Linked DNA regions of Homo sapiens: region 2 is linked to region 1. Evidence: read pairs that join two places in POLR2A ChIA-PET (ENCODE). Cell type or tissue: GM12878. All regions are shown on one strand. Each heading gives the region's core, and the rest is flanking DNA. Links, peaks and the distances in the headings are about the cores only.

Evidence for each region. Peaks named below come from ENCODE experiments on the same cell type or tissue, not always from the same donor. Only the 100,000 strongest peaks of a DNase experiment are listed, where the experiment ranks them.
Region 2: POLR2A ChIA-PET joins it to region 1 with 8 read pairs; 1 of 35 experiments calls an interaction of 5 or more read pairs at or near these places.

The regions. Positions count from the first base shown.
Region 1 is chr10:50,508,374-50,516,261 of GRCh38, reverse strand. All of the region lies in intron 3 of SGMS1 (sphingomyelin synthase 1), which reads left to right. Among named protein-coding and RNA genes, the nearest start is that of SGMS1, 110 kb to the left of the region's middle. RefSeq lists enhancers at 4,738-4,837, 7,503-7,582 and a silencer at 5,019-5,313. In GM12878, for the core only: no CTCF peak of the experiment used is centred there; DNase peaks (open chromatin) are centred at 3,071, 4,161 and 4,591; H3K4me3 peaks cover 503 bases; H3K27ac peaks cover 2,791 bases.
Region 2 is chr10:50,428,452-50,436,339 of GRCh38, reverse strand. SGMS1 (sphingomyelin synthase 1) reads left to right here. Exons shown (of 11, transcript NM_147156.4): 6 at 2,784-2,864. Among named protein-coding and RNA genes, the nearest start is that of ASAH2, 180 kb to the right of the region's middle. RefSeq lists an enhancer at 4,274-4,493. In GM12878, for the core only: no CTCF peak of the experiment used is centred there; DNase peaks (open chromatin) are centred at 3,925 and 4,299; H3K4me3 peaks cover 359 bases; H3K27ac peaks cover 1,737 bases.

The DNA of each region.
Region 1 (7,888 bases), core at 1,467-6,466:
TTTGGTCTGTAGAATGCTAAGTTGCCTTGGGCTTTGGCACATGAAAAAAGTATTTCAAAGTGGATGTCAAGTGAGGTTGCTGATTTAACAGTTTTTTTTTAATTATTATTCCTTCTGCAGCAGAATAATTACCAATAGACAACCATATGTTTTTAGAGGCTACACAGATCTGACAAGTGTGTGTGTGGATTTTGTGATGAAAGTAATACATTAGGCATGTCTCTAATTTGCAGTCTCTTTGCTTTGTAGATTACAGGTAGGATATTTGTAATACTAGTCTAATTATAGGAAAGACAGGCACTGAAAACATTTCTAGGAAATGCCGAGCTCTGCGATGAGAGATTCTTTGAGGAATTGCCTGGTATTGGCTCTATACTTTCATTTGAAAAATAAAAATATCAGAAAATTGTGTAGCTTTTCCTTGCTTTGATAGCAAATTCTAATGGGTAGTAACTTCCAACTGTGTCCTTGTATTCTTGGGTTTTTCTTGGCGGTCAGTTCAGTCACTGCTGCTAGTTTTTGCTTTCCAAATGGTTGGAAAGCTGAGCACTCCAGAAGCTTCACCTGGGGAGCTGGGGAGGTGATGGAGTAGTACTGGAGATGCTTGTCAGGGATGGCCAGTGCTTCCTGAGTGAGCTTTGCCTAGCCTTCTGTGCCAGTGGAGCCATCAGGCTCTATGGCACACTGCTCAGGCAAAGGGAAAGACATCTCATTGCCACTGCTCCAGTTCTGTTGTCCTGGGCCGGGGACTTGATTTGGCAAAGCAGTAACTGGCCCTTTGAACTTGTCAGTTCTCTGTAAATGGGTCCCTTTGAAGGTTATGAGTTGCATGATTAGCATGATTTTTAACAGAATTCACCTGAGTGCTGTTTCTTTTCCACAGTGAAGTTGGATTCTGGTCGTATCAAAACAATGCAGAGACACAGCCCAAGAGTGCTGTCTTTCATAGGTTTATGTCAGTTAGGGTGCTAAAAGGTGAGGCTTGACAGTCATTGTCAAGACAAGTGACCAGGCTCTGATGTATGACCCAGAGCAGTGTTCCTGTGTCTCCAGTACTTTAGTCACAATCGTGTTCCTCTGCAGTGAGCAGGGTTACTCATCTCTCTTTGACTTGGCACTGGGACACTTGGCCATTTGTAACATTTTGCTCCATTCTCACAAAAGATAATGAGTTAGTCTGTTTCTAAATAAGGTTTTGAAAAGTTAGGATTATTTTAATCACCTTCCTCTCCAACCTGTTCTTCCTCCTGCTCACCAGATTCATATGTGAGTGCTTGTTGTATCTTCTGTTTGATGCGTGCAAAAAATTCCTACAGAATAACTTTTTTGGCCCTTGCCACAGTCTGGGAGTTCAGAGACTGGTGCATGGGACAGAGGGAGCTATAACAGGTTCATCAGTAGCCAGACTGCCTGGGTTCAAGTTGAAGATCTACTGATAGTCTGTAGGACTTTGGTTAATCACTTAGCTTTGCTGAGTTTTGCTTTTCCCCACCTAATAACTACCTTAATCTGTTTATATGCTACAGCAGTGGTTCTTAAGCATTTTGGTTTTAGGACCCCTCTATACTTTTAAAAATTATTGAGGACCTTAAAGAACTTTGTTTATGATATCTAGCATATTGTGGTAGCAGAATAATGGTCTAATGGCCCCCAAAGATGTGGCATGACCTAGTTCCCAGTAGCTGTGAATATATTACCTTACATGGCAAAAGACTATAGATGTGATTAAGCTCAGGATCTTGAGATAGGGAGCACATCCTGAATTGTCCAGGTGGGCCCTATGTAATCATAAGAGCCATATGAGACTTTTAGCACTGCTGGGTTAGAGCATAGCCACGTAGCCACTCCTAGCTGCAAAAGAGTCCGGGAACTATGGTTCTTTTTCTGGGTATCAGTTAAAAGAACTGGCGGTTTTGTTATAAGGAAGAAAGGGAGAATGGATATTAAGGGATATTTAACAATCTCAAAGACTTATCGTGTCAAGGTTTGGTATACATGGTAGGTAGACAATCACCAGAATGTTAGTTTTTCTTCTCCTCGCCCTTTTATGAGTTTGGAAAAATGGACATTTCATTCAGACTGCATCATTTAGAAATACCTATGACAAAACACAACGACATGTTGGCACAGGCGTAATTGCCATGAACTGCATTTTTGGTATTTGCAGATAAATTATATGAAATATCTTTTTTTTGGTGCTCACAGGCAACTTTTTGATATCTTGTTTGGGTCTTTTGAACTTAACAATATGCCTCCTTTCCTTTGGTAGGAGGAAAGTTGGAATTGAAATGAGATTTAAGACTCAGCTTTGATTCATAACTATTCTTCATGGGTTTGAAAATACATGAAGTGTGACGTTTTCTTCGGGGTCATTTTGTGAACAGTCTCTGCTGGTCCCTGGCAGTGTCCTGTTGTTGAAGAATAACCCAGTTCTAGTTTCTGATGTGAAACAGCCATTAGGAATATTTGTGCTAAAGTACCTTATATTTTTAAAAAATGTTTATAAATACTATGAAACAGTCTGGGTCTAAATGGCTTAATTTTGAGCTTAATATAAACCTGAATGCTGATTTTATTAATTGATGAATATGCATTTAATGCATTTTTAGTGCTATCCTCATCTTTAGATACATTATTGTAATAGCTTTTGAGTGAATGAGGGCTTGGAGATATTAACATCCTATCTGGTCTGGAGCTATTATTTCAGTCTCTGGATTAGAAGAAGTCTTTGTGTCATTCACACCTGGGAGTGTCCATTTCCTAGCTAAACTGGTTGGGAAGGGCAGTTTTGGCTTGGGATGGGGGTGGAGAGGAAGTGTTGAAGGTAGTTTTGAAGCCTCAAAGACTCCTAGGGGGAAGGGGCACTTGTTTGGGAGCTACAACTGGTCCTTGGGGTGGCCAGAGGGCTGCACCAGTGTCTGGTGACCTTTCCAAACTGGAGCTGAAAGGGGCACTTCTACCTACTTCGCTGTTTTTCCCAGGGACCATTGAAAACCATCTTGCGGTTGCCAGTTTCTGTTTTACTTTGTGGTTCACTGTGTTACCAGGAAGCAAGGTTCTTCTTGGTTGAAACCTTAGTGAGGACAGAGAGAGTATAAGCAATTGGTGTAACTGAAACTTGAGTGACTGGGGACCTACTGGTACTTAACACCTTGCATCCAAGAAGCTCAGTGTTTTTGGAAAATAGCATTGTAATGGTAGCATTTGTTACCCACATGAGGCATACTACAAAAATTACAAGTGAAACTTGTGGAAGGATGTCCCTACTTCATTTTGTGGTGTATTTCAGCCCTCTATCTGGGAGCTCTCAGGGCTAGCTGTCTTCAAGACTTGTAGTGGGTAAGTGTGGCTGGCTGCAGGGTCCCCCATCTCCTTTCCATAGTCCATGTGTTACCCCGGGTACTGCAAGGTGGCAAAGGCCAAGGTGCTGGTTAAGAGGAAGTCCTGCTGAAAAACCAGTGGTTTTGGAAATATGAGCTGGAATAATTTTCTGATAGTTTTAAATTTATGTTGTAAAACAGTGTTTGATTTGGGAGTTCTTGCGTTTACTAATCACTAAACCATTTCTACATGTGGAAGCTCAATTAATGCAGGGCCAAGAACAGTGTCTTTTTTTCCCATAAACTCTTGGGCAGCCTGCGAACTTCCTCATAGCTGGATCAGAAGGCATTGCAGGATAGGACCCAGCCCTCATGGACTGGCAAACCCAGGTCATTGCCTTGTGCACAGAGGGACTCCAGAGGGTTTTGGAACTGGTATGTGAGTTGACGTCCTTGATCTCATTTCTTATTAATTTCCTAGCTGACTTCCATAGCAGCTGTTGCAAATACTTGCTTCTTTTTGAGCTCCTGGTCTCCCATAGCCCTGCTCTTGGCAAATGTCCATATAAACAAAGTCATGAAGACAGAGAGAGAGCCCTTTCTCTCTCTCCTTTCTGCTTCAGGGTATGTCTGGTTTTTTTTCTCTGACAGGTGCTAGCTTGGTTCTGAGTGCTATCATGTATGGAGAAGTCTTGTTTCCTACTCCCTCACACCATCTCCTTCTGTCCTGCGTCTGCCCTCTCTCAGGTGCCCAAGTACCCTGTTGCCATATTCAGCTACTCTGTGGTATGCTTCTTGAACCGGATAGCCTTCCCCATGCCTTTGATTGGTATCTTTCCTATTATGACCCATCTGTTTCACAATCCACTCCCTCAAAGCCCTACTATGGACATTGTAATCTGAAATCATACCTTGTATGTGAACATTCACTGAATGTTTATTGACATCTACTGTGTGCGTGGGAGCTGAGGGTACAGATGCCAGGAGATACGGAGATGAGTCAGACTTCTGAGATTATTAGTATAGAATGGAGAGAGAGACATGGGACAAATAGCATTAGAGATTAATGACAAAATTATGTACAGGTTAGAAGGGAAGAGGGGCAGTTTACCTTGAAGAATTTTATAAGTGTGGATCCCTCAGACAAGAGGAGAGGGTCATGCCAGAGCCAAAAGCCAGTGATGGATTACTGTGTCCCCACTTTCTGATAAGATTTCATTGTGACTCATCTAGAGCAGAGGGAGACCTCTGTAACTACAAGATCTCTAGTAGTAGCGTTTGGCTCACTGTGGCAGGTGGTTGCAAAGAACCTTTTAAGGCAGAAATAGGCCTATGGGTGTCCTAAGGTAACATCACATGGATAATTGCCAACTCTGTATATCTTTTGGGCTGGACTCTGACTTAAGGAGAAGTTAAGAAGTCTTCAGTGAATTTCTTAAGCCCTGAGCATCTTTGTATTCTGCTTTAAGAACTTGTTGGTTTCTGTGTTTCATACTCAATGGCTCTGGCACTTGGATGACCTGGTCCCACAGAAGGCCTTGAATACTGAGTCTGAGGATGGGGCTTGCTTACAAGGACCTTCCTCACTGTCTTAACCAGATTGTGTTTTAACCTTTCATCTCACTTTTTACTTTTCATTCATGGATAGTGTCTGTCACTGTGTGTGTGTGTGTGTGTGTGTGTGTGTGTGTGTATGAATGAGTGAATGAATATTTCTCACACTCTAAATTCTTTTAAAGGCAGGAAGTACTGTTCTCTTGTTTGCTATTTTATCCACTCTGCCTCTACTGGGTCTGGCATATAATAAACAAAGAGTGAACAGGACAAACACCCATTCTGAAAAGTGAACTTCTCTGGCAATTGTGGTTTGTACATACCAGCTGGAGCATAGACAATTGGCTTTTTAATGTGGTAAGGGAAAAGGTCAAAAGAAAGTCCTCATCATTTACCAAAGTGCTTCCAGCAGATGATGTTTATAATCCCAAAAGGGTCTTTTCAATACATAATGTGCTTTGATGGAACAGATTTATATCCCGATTGTGGAAATTGTTATATAAATCTATATATGAGATAAAGTTTTATAGAATTGTATGTAAAAAAACCCAAACAAACAACAAAGAACATGTAAAAACTAGTGAAATCTGAACGTGGGCTGTAGTTTATTAATAGTAATAGTATTGTACCCAGTGTCAAGTTTGTGCTTTGATAATTGTATAGTTATTACGTAAGATATGGGGAGAAGCTGGGTGAAGGATACACAGGAACATTCTACAATGTTTGTATCTTCTATGTGAGTCTAGAGTTATTTCAAAATCAAAAGTAAAAAAAAAACACAGAGATACCACTACACATCTATTAAAATAAGTAAGAAGCAAACAAACAAAACAAAAACAGATAATACCAAGTACTGACAAAGATACAGAGCAACTAGAACTCTCCTACATTGCTGGTGAGAGTCTGAGAAGATATAGCCACTTTGGAAAATAGGTGGTGTTTACAAAGTTAAACATATACCATATAAGCGAGTAGTTTCACTCTTAAGTATTTATCCAAGAGAATTGAAAACCTCTATTCACACAAAAACCTGTAGGCTAATACTTCTAACAGCTTTATTCATAACTGCTAAAACTGGAAAAAATGTAATTGTCCTTCAACTAGTGAATGGATAAACAAACTGGTATGCCTATTAATGGAATACTGTTCATCAATAAGAAAGAACAACACAACTATTTGGCTGAATCTCAAACGCATTATGTTATGTGAAAGGAGCCAAACTCAAAAGAATCCATACTTTATGATTCAATTTAAATGACATTCTGGAAAAGGCAAGAGTATAGGGTTAGAAAATAGATCATGACTGCCAGGAGCATGTGATGGGGGAGAAGATTGACTACAAAGGGCATAGGGAAATTTTTGAGATAAATGAAATGTTCTATATCTTGATTGTGGTGGTGATTACATGACTGTGTGTGTTTGTCAAAACTCATTGAACTGTACACTTAAAAGATTGGATTACTGCATGCAAATTATACCTTATTAAGTCTGACTTTAAAATAAAAACACCACCAACAAAAATAAATAATTGATGATGCACTTTGGCTTAAATACCATCAAAGGATCATTTTGTTAGCTACTTGGATAAGGATTTGTTAAGTCATTAGTTATACAGAATGCCTCATTCAAATACAAAGGTGCAGCCCTTTCAGTACTCTGGCTTCTAATTGGGTGATGGAAATAGCTATTACTATAGAGGTGGATGCTCTAATGATCTTTGTTAAACAGAATGCTGCTGGAAGGTTAAAACAAAAGCTGCTGATTCTAGCGTTAGTGGAGATAGTGTTTAGTATACAATGTGCAGTCAAATTTCACTCTATCACCTCTCCTGATTCCTTTGCCATTAAAATATTCATCACTAGAGAAGAGTTGACTTTTCAGATCCGTTTTAATCTCAGCCATAACAAATGCACTGTGATATATATATGTGTATGTATATTTTCCTAGAATGGCTTATCAAATGTCTTACTGGAAAAACCAACATGTTTGATTTGGTGGGAGGAGGAATGGCTAATTTAATCACTCTCTAAAATACAATTCACAAATGTTTACAGCAAGAATTGGAGGGTTCTAACTGGAAATTTGAAGCTGTAGAGCTCTTAAACTGTGTTTCTTGATAATCAACATCCTTTATAAATCAAAGTAAAGATATGATTTTGAAAGAAGGCTTAAATTCCAAACTCTTGGCTGTGATTCGTGGGGTTGAAGGATATAACTTCTATCCTTTTGGGACAGATATCTCAACAATATGTATAAGATTACACAGTCTTTCCCCAACAGGAAATTTCTTGTTTATTTAAAACTGGGATTTACTAAATTGGTTTGAATTTAATGCTGTTCAGTAGTCAACTCAGTTGAGCAAGCACTTACCAATAATCATTAACTAGATGCCACATCTGTGATGAGGTGCTGAGTTTACACAGGCAAATGAGCCCCAAGCCCTGTTTTTAAGGAAATTACCATCCATCAGGGTGGACCAAACCATGTACAGCCAGCTAAACTTCAGCAACAGGGGAGATCTCTAAGGAGGAAGCTATTACATAGGAGATGACATTTGAATTCAGCCTTAATGTGTTAGCAGAATTTGGTCTAGTGTGGAAGACAGAAAGCCCAAGGTTTTATGGCAGAGGCTTAAGAACTTCACCGACAACTTCTTATATTCTCCTTAGGTCAGAGCCTGGTCCAAAAGGTATAGAGAATTGGCAGTTACCCACAAGTCTGCCCCAAAGAGGTTCTTTCCAACCACCTGCCACAGTGAGTCAAACAAACTCCGCTGTTGGAGATCCTTTACTTAAAGAGGTCTCCCTGCGGTCTAGACTAGTCACAGTGAAATCCCATCAGAAAGGGGGCCATAGTAATCTATTGCTGGCTTTTGGCTAATGACTGACATGACTTCCTTTTTGTCACTTGATATTTCACTGTCATACCAAGAGAGATGTTAACCGCAGTTAACTGATGAGAAACGTGAGCTGAAGCAGCTTGTGTCACTTGCCCTAGGATGCAGCTCTAGGATT
Region 2 (7,888 bases), core at 1,646-6,645, 80 kb after region 1:
GTCAGGAGATCAAGACCATCCTGGCTAACATGGTGAAACCCCGTCTCTACTAAAAATACAAAAAAAAATTAGCCGGGCATGGTGGCGGGCACCTGTAGTCCCAGCTACTCGGGAGGTTGAGGCAGGAGAATGGTGTGAACCCGGGAGGCGGAGCTTGCAGTGAGCCGAGATAGTGCCACTGCACTCCAGCCTGGGCGACAGAGCGAGACTATGTCTCAAAAAAAAAAGTTGGTTGTTGAAGTTGCTTATAATTCTTTTGAATAACCACAGTGGTGCTAAATTACCATCTTTGAGGATGAATTTGATTCTTTGAACTAATCTATTAAAATATTTTCTATTATAGCAAATAAAGGGAACTAAACTGTAATGACACACGTGTTCTTGTGAACATTGCACACTGGTTCTGAAGGTAAAAGACGAGTACTTATTCTGAGCAGTCAGCATCACTGGAGTGAGTCCCAAAGAGGGTGACTTGGAAGGGGTCAAGGAGTACTTTTTTAGACATTAAGTTCTGGCACTTCTGTTTTAAAGTTAGTATGCGTTCACCTGGTGAATCTTGTATTTTTTTGTTTGTTTGTTTGTTTGTTTTTAACATAACTGACAAATCCATACTGTTGCTTATGAGTCTGTGATGTGGTGCCCAGCATTAGAATGTACACCAGAAGAATTAGCACTAATGGAAGTGATTCATTCCCTCTTTTCAGGAATTCATCATCAAAAAAAGAAGCTCAGTATTGATATGAAGAATGCTAACAAAGACATAGCTAGAGCTTTCTGTGTGCCCATGTTAATAAAGGCTGTCAACTAAGGTGGAGATTTGTATTGAACATTTCATCAGATCAACTTAGAAAAGTTTTATATTGTTGTCAAAAGTTACATTTAGAACTTCTTTCCAGAATGGTCTCATCAGGAAAGAGTCTGTGAATTTAATGGACATAATTGCAATTGTAATCATGAATTTAATAGTCTTGCTACCATAGTTGCACTAGTGAGCACAGTAATTGCAGTAATCTTTTGAGAACTAATTGTATGATGGACACAGTGCATATATCATCTTTAAGTTATATAACTACTCTGCAAGGTATGTATTATTGTATGTATTTTACAGACTTGGAAACTGAGCCTTAGAAGGAATAAATTACTTGGCAAAGATCACACTGCTATTAAACAGCACAGATGGGGTTCAAACCTGTTTATTTTAAACCTGTATCAAACCTTACTGTGTTTCTCATTCATGTAAAGAGCCTCATGTCAGTGGCCAGGCATATAAAGCCATAGCTAGCCAATGAATCTGTTCCTCTTAGTGTTGGGTATAATTTTTAGATCTTTGACTCCTCAGTTCTTCCTTGCTATTTTTATTGAGGCTGACAAGTTCTTTCTTTATTATTAGAGAAGATCTCTATATTTATTTATTTGGTGTTTGTTCCATCTCCTCCTGTCTTTTTTTTTTTTTTTTGAGACGGAGTCTTGCTCTGTCGCCCAGGTTGGAGTGCAGTGGCGTGATCTCGGCTCACTGCAAACTCCGCCTCCCGGGTTCACGTCATTCTCTGCCTCAGCCTCCTGAGTAGCTGGGACCACAGGCACCCGCCACCACGCCTGGCTAATTTTTTTTTTTTTTTGTATTTTTAGTAGAGACAGGGTTTCACTGTGTTAGCCAGGATGGTCTCGATCTCCTGACCCTGTGATCTGCCCGTCTCAGCCACCCAAAATGCTGGGATTAGAGGCGTGAGCCACCACTGCTGGCCAATCATCTCCTCCTTTCTTAATCTCCGTAACACCGCCCTGTCCCTTTATGCTTTGGGTAACTTGAGGTTTCTGTCTATGGTTCAGGTAACTGAGGTGACACTGCCTCTCATGGTACCTCAGTGCATGCATGGAGCCATATCACAATTATTAATCTCATCTCAGAATTAACATTGAGGCCTCAGGTGATGAAAGTTAATTTAGGTTCCTGTTTTATCAATGTTGTCTTCTTGGAGCCACACGTTCTTCACATAACATGAGCAATAGTTGCATTCTAGCTGGTAAAAGTCGGGTATTTTTATTTGGGGCCCTTCTCTGAAGGGAAAGAAAGCAAAAAGTTCTATTTCTAGCCTGTTTATTCTAAAATGCTAAGAAATGGAAAAACAAAAGTAAACACATTGTTCTGAATGACTTCTTCTTGGAAAAAGGAAGGCCCTTTGCTGGCCATATTTTATTATTCTGTGAATTATATGAATCCTCCAGTAGTTGTTGAACTGGACATGTGGACAATGTAGCAATTCTGATCATTAAGCATTAGGTGTCCATAGTTCTGGTATAATGCCTTTGTTGGATCAAAGCGTGTGTGACTGGAGGGAGGCCTTTGTTGCCTGGCTCAGAGCAGGGCCAAGAAATCATTTGGTGTCTCGTTTAGTCCTTCCAGGCAAATTAATCCTTCACTTTTGAGGAGAGGTAAGAAGGGGTTAGGGAGGAGAGATGGAGAGAGAAGGTGGGTTACTCTAATACTGTTGCCGCCTGGGAAACAGACTAGGTATCTCTTCCTGAAAACATAATGGAGGGCAAAATTTTAAGGGTTCACCACCCCAATCCTTCATAGTGGAAATACTGCTCTTAAAATTTTTTTTCTCTTAAGGTAATTTTCTGTGTTGCTATTTTCTCTTTCCTTTTTGTTTTTGGTAAAAAAGAGAAGAGATGACTGGACTTTTCTATGTCTTGTGTGTGAAGAAGAGACTAACTAGTGGAAATCAAGAAATGGCCTTTCTGAGACATGTAACTAATTAGATTCTTTCTGCTTATGACAGGTGATGGAACTGTACTGGAACAATGGGAGAAGCTGGTAGCTTATAGGAAGCCAAGATGACCAGAATGTTTTTAAATAATCCGTAAGTTAATGTTCTTGGCCTTTTGGAATTCTTTTAACTACTGGGTAAATTTTCTTTAAGGAACCATGGTAAAAGGATAGCACAATCAACTAACTTGAGTGCAAAAGAGAAACTATTTTATAAAGTAAATATCCAAACACGTCAAACAATTGATGCTAACTTTGATAAATCTTATTTTGCGTACTTCTTTCTTGATAGGGTGTGTCATTTTAAGTTGAGTGTGTCAATTTGGTGGACAGAGCATAAGTATTTGAAGAATTAAGAGAATTCCCTGCACATGGTCAGCATTTAAATTAAGCTTGGAATAACCCTTAGGATATGCAGATATTTTTGGTCCTAGTGGTTTCCTTGGGCTCCATTTCTCACTCACGTATTTTTTTCTGTGGGCATATTTTGAAGTAAATATGAACAAATTTGGTGAATATGATTAAAATTGAGTTCTTTGTCTACATCTTCTCCATATCCCTCTTCATGTATGCTACTTTTATGTACATCAGAGGCTATTAATGTTTGCTAATTATCTGACAGTTACATATGGTTGATTTTGGTTTCACTGTGATAACAATAATGTTAGTAAGTGGGGTAGCTTAGTGGAAAGATCATATATTTTTGAGTCAGACAATCCTAGGCCTCACTCTTGCTCTTGTGCTTTTTAGTAGTTACTCAACCTCTCAGAACCTTAGTCAACTCATCTGTATATTGGATTTGATACTATCTCTCATAAAATTAAAGTTTGTGGAAAGTACTTTGTGCTATGACTGGCACAGTATAGTTACTGGCACAATAAATCATATTTACTTTTCTTCCTTATATTTGTGTCATGATTTATAATCTATAGGCCTTTATTCTATCTCAAAAGATTGGCCAGCTCAAGTTCCTTACCTATTGCCAAGCTGTGGTGATTAACATTATAGGTAGTATCTGCAGGTAGATGTTAACAAGCTGGCAATGTCAGAAGGAGGGGTTGTCATGTTTGCAGGTTTCCATTGTGTAAGTACCACTGCTGTGGCTGGCTCATTTTAAACTACCAGCAAAAGTCACTGAAAGCGAGGCTGGGAAGTCTTATGTAGTAGCACAGCATTATATAGTTTCTACCAACCAGATACAGTAGTTACAAATCACCTCAAGAGCATGCTTAACAGTAAAATAATAGGAAGTGATGAGATTTGAGTATTTATTACCTTTGTTTTTAGTATGATTTATTTTAATTTTGTTTATATAATTTAACTTTTAATAATGACTGTGTTTAACAACCAGCTTGCTAAAAATTTTGAGAATTTAACAATTGGTTCTAGTGGCCTGGTATAAGTTGGCTCTAATACACCACTAATTGTAGGTTTCCTGTTGTGAAGACATTTCTAAGCCACAATTCTTTAATTATCTGCCTCAGCCGTGGTGGTAAGAGTTTCATTTGATGAATAAAAACAAGGTTTGGTTTTGAGTCAGTGCTTGCTGTAACTCAAGTTGTCATGCTCATATTGTTTCTGGAATTGAAAATAGATGCCAAAACCAATTTAGAATTTAGAACAGTTTCTTGAGTTGTTGACTCAGCTTCATAACTGACCCCTGGCATCGCTTGCCTATTCTGGCTGTTAAACTGATCTCCAAGTGCTAGTATTGGCGATCAGTCATTCTGCTCACTGCCTATTGAACTTCCTTCTCTCCCTTCCCCATATTCCTTCAAATCTTAAATTCCTTCAGGTAGTGGTGCTACAGAGACAAGTAGTCAGGATTCCTCCCAACTAAGCATTCCATGCAGCTTTGCTTTTGATTCAAAATTAAGTTTTAATGGAAACCCAATTGCCTCTAGGGAGAGAGTAAAAACAAAACAAAACCTGGGCAGTTTAAGGTTCATCTTGGCTTGATTAAAATCTTAGGGAGTGAAATGGAGGAAAAAAACGAAACCAGATCAGACATCTCAATGTTTCTTCTAGAAGCAACTTCTTCAGTTTTCTAACTTGCCCTTTAGAAGGAAGCAATCGAACCCTGAAATTGCTAAGTAACAGCTAAGATTGTGTTTGTTGTTTTTACTTTAAATCTCACCCACCTAGTTCTCAAAACACATTTTTTATTGAACCTTACAAAAATGCCTTGGATATTTCAAAACATTTGCTTGTGTCAGTTCTTTGAATCAGACTTACATAATTGTAAAACATTCATTTCCCCGATTTCCTCTTAAAACAAAAGGTATTTATAGTTCCCGCTGAGTCAGGGATGGACTTGGATTACTGCAAAAGTAATCTGTGTTCATTTCAAGAGGAAGCTCGTGGTTAAAATCTGAGAGACTTGCCTTTGGATTATGAAATAATTACCTTTGGCTTAATTTAAATAAGTGTGTCTTTGTACTTTGAAAGCAAACATGGAAATAATAATTTAATACAGAAATTTTATTATAGATATAACATTCTGACTTATATTATCATCTCTCTTAACAGAATGGGCCTTATGTGGTTTCCAAACATCCCTTGTATAGAAGATTTCTTCATTAGAGAGATGCTATGTGTATAGTCTTTAGATGCGCAAATTTTATAGCGTTGCATTATGTTCATATCAACAAACTCATGTTTGTTGATATAAACAAAAATATGTTTACTAGATACTTGGGACTCGTTGCTTTTGACGATACATTTCAGTACAAATAAGACAGACTTATTGCACTTTAGGAATTGATAATCAAACCTGAAAAGAGAAAACTATAATTTCAAACTGAATGTGGTAGGTATTATAAAAGACATATAAAATACTCAGAAAACAGAAGAGAAAGAGAAATTACCTGGGTGGCAAGAGGAGTGGGCTAGATCAGGGATGAGATTCAGGAGCAGATGATATGTGGATTAGATATTTAATGATTAATGCCTTTTTATTAAAGTACCTTTTATGAAACTATAAAAGTTAACATTGCTAATTGGATAGAACTTTAGAATGCAAAAACTATTTTGCATTTGCAAAACTATTTTGCATGGCAGTGAAAATGCTAACAATTAACATTGCTTTTTTTTTTTTTTGTATTCTGCCATACTTTTCTATGCCGAGATTAGATACATGCTTTATTTTCCCTCTAAAATGGGTCTGGTTATTACTATTGTTTTGAAATCGGCTTCAGTTGACAATATAGTAAGATGATGCCACAGCAATAAATATACATCTACATAATTGTAGATGTATACATAATATATAGCATTCCATGTGTACGTAGTCTATAATGTTGCATATTACTGGACATTTTTGTTTTCAACTTTTCATTTTTGTAAAGTGTGCTGTAATGAACATCTTTGGTAACATCATGGTGCACTCATTCAGTTATCTGGATGAGACCTTTGAACAGAGTTGGGAGGAGTGCTTAGGGGACACTCTAGGTAGAAGGAACAGTTTGAGCAGAAAGGAACAGTCTGAACAGAGATGGTAGAGGAAGATCATGTTTTGGGAAAAGGCTAGAACTATAGTTTAGTAGAATGAAAAGAAGATAATACTGCTAATTAGGGCTAGAAAAAGAAAATAGAGGGTCTTTGATACCAAGCCTTTAATTTATTCTTAGTTGGGTGTCATTTTGGAATCTATGTTATACTTTAAATGAATGACCCTGAATAGCTTCAATTGTTCTTAATTTTTCTTATTTGGGGAAGAAATAAAATAGTTCCAAATGCTCAAGAAAGAATAGATCTTTTAAAATTCTTGAGAGATTTAAGAAACTAACCAGGACATAAACAAGTAATTGAAGTCATGAGAAAAGAGTATGTGTGTGTGTGTGTGTGTGTGTGTGTGTGTGTGTGTGTGTGTGTGTATGTGTAGAAAAAACTATAAGAGTAGAGGTTTTTAAAAGTGAAGGAAAGTTCATTAATTTATTTTCTACACTTAATGAATTTTAACAAATTCTTTATAATTAAAAGTTAAGGACAATTTGGAAAAGAAGTGAGTTTGGGGATGCATGTCATAATTTAATAATAGTAATGCCTTATATTTACTGAGTTGCTTAATTATGAGGCTATGTTCTAAGAAATGTGTCCTCAGGCAATATTGTTGTTGTGTCAACATAATAGAGTGTACTTACACAAATCTAGATGGTGTAGCCTACTACAAACCTAGGCTATATGGTATAGGCTGTGGCTCCTAGGCTGCTGCAAACCTGTATAGCATGTTGCTCTACTGAATACTATAGGCACTTGTAACCAAATGGTAAGTATTTGTGTATCTAAACATAGAAAAGTATAGGAAAAATATAATCTTACGGAACCACTGCCTTTTGTGTGTCCCTTGTTGACCAAAACATTGTTATGCAGTGCATGACTATACCTGTCTGTGCTTGTGTGTTTTAAATACAAACAGTCCCCAATTTACAATGATTCGACTTAATGATTTCTTGACTTCATGATGGTGCAAAAGCAATACACCTTCAGTAGAAACCATACTTCAAGTACCCATACAGCCATTCTATTTTAACTTTCAGTACAGTATTCAATAATTTAAAAACAATATTCAATACTTGAATAAATAGGTTTTTTGTTGGATTATTTTACCCAACTTTAGGCTAACGTAAGTGTTCTGAGCATGTTTAAGGTGGGCTCAGCTAAGCTATGGTGTTAGGTATGTTAGGTGTAGTAAATGCATTTTTGATGATGGGTTTATTAGGATGTAACCTTTTCCTAAATTGGGGAGCCTCTGTTAATCATTGTACTTAGTCTCATAACAGTCTTCTTAGGAAGCATCTGGGATTATCTGCATTTTGCAGGTGACTGAAAGGCTGACTTCCCTAAGGTGGGTGAGAGAGTACCAGATTTGGTGTTGTAGTTCAGGCACTGCTGAGGCCTTGAAACATTGCTAGGATAGTTGTAAAGATAGTAAGACAGTATCTGAAAGATTATGAGAACAGCATAAAGTACCACAGAAATGGAGGGGCTGCTTTTTATAACAGGACAGCTTCTATCATTACGGGGGGAAGAAAGCTCAGCTCTAGCCATTTTCCATTCTTTTTGTGGCAGCTCATATTATTGTCAGAACACTTGCTGCTCCTTTCTGCCCACCTTCCA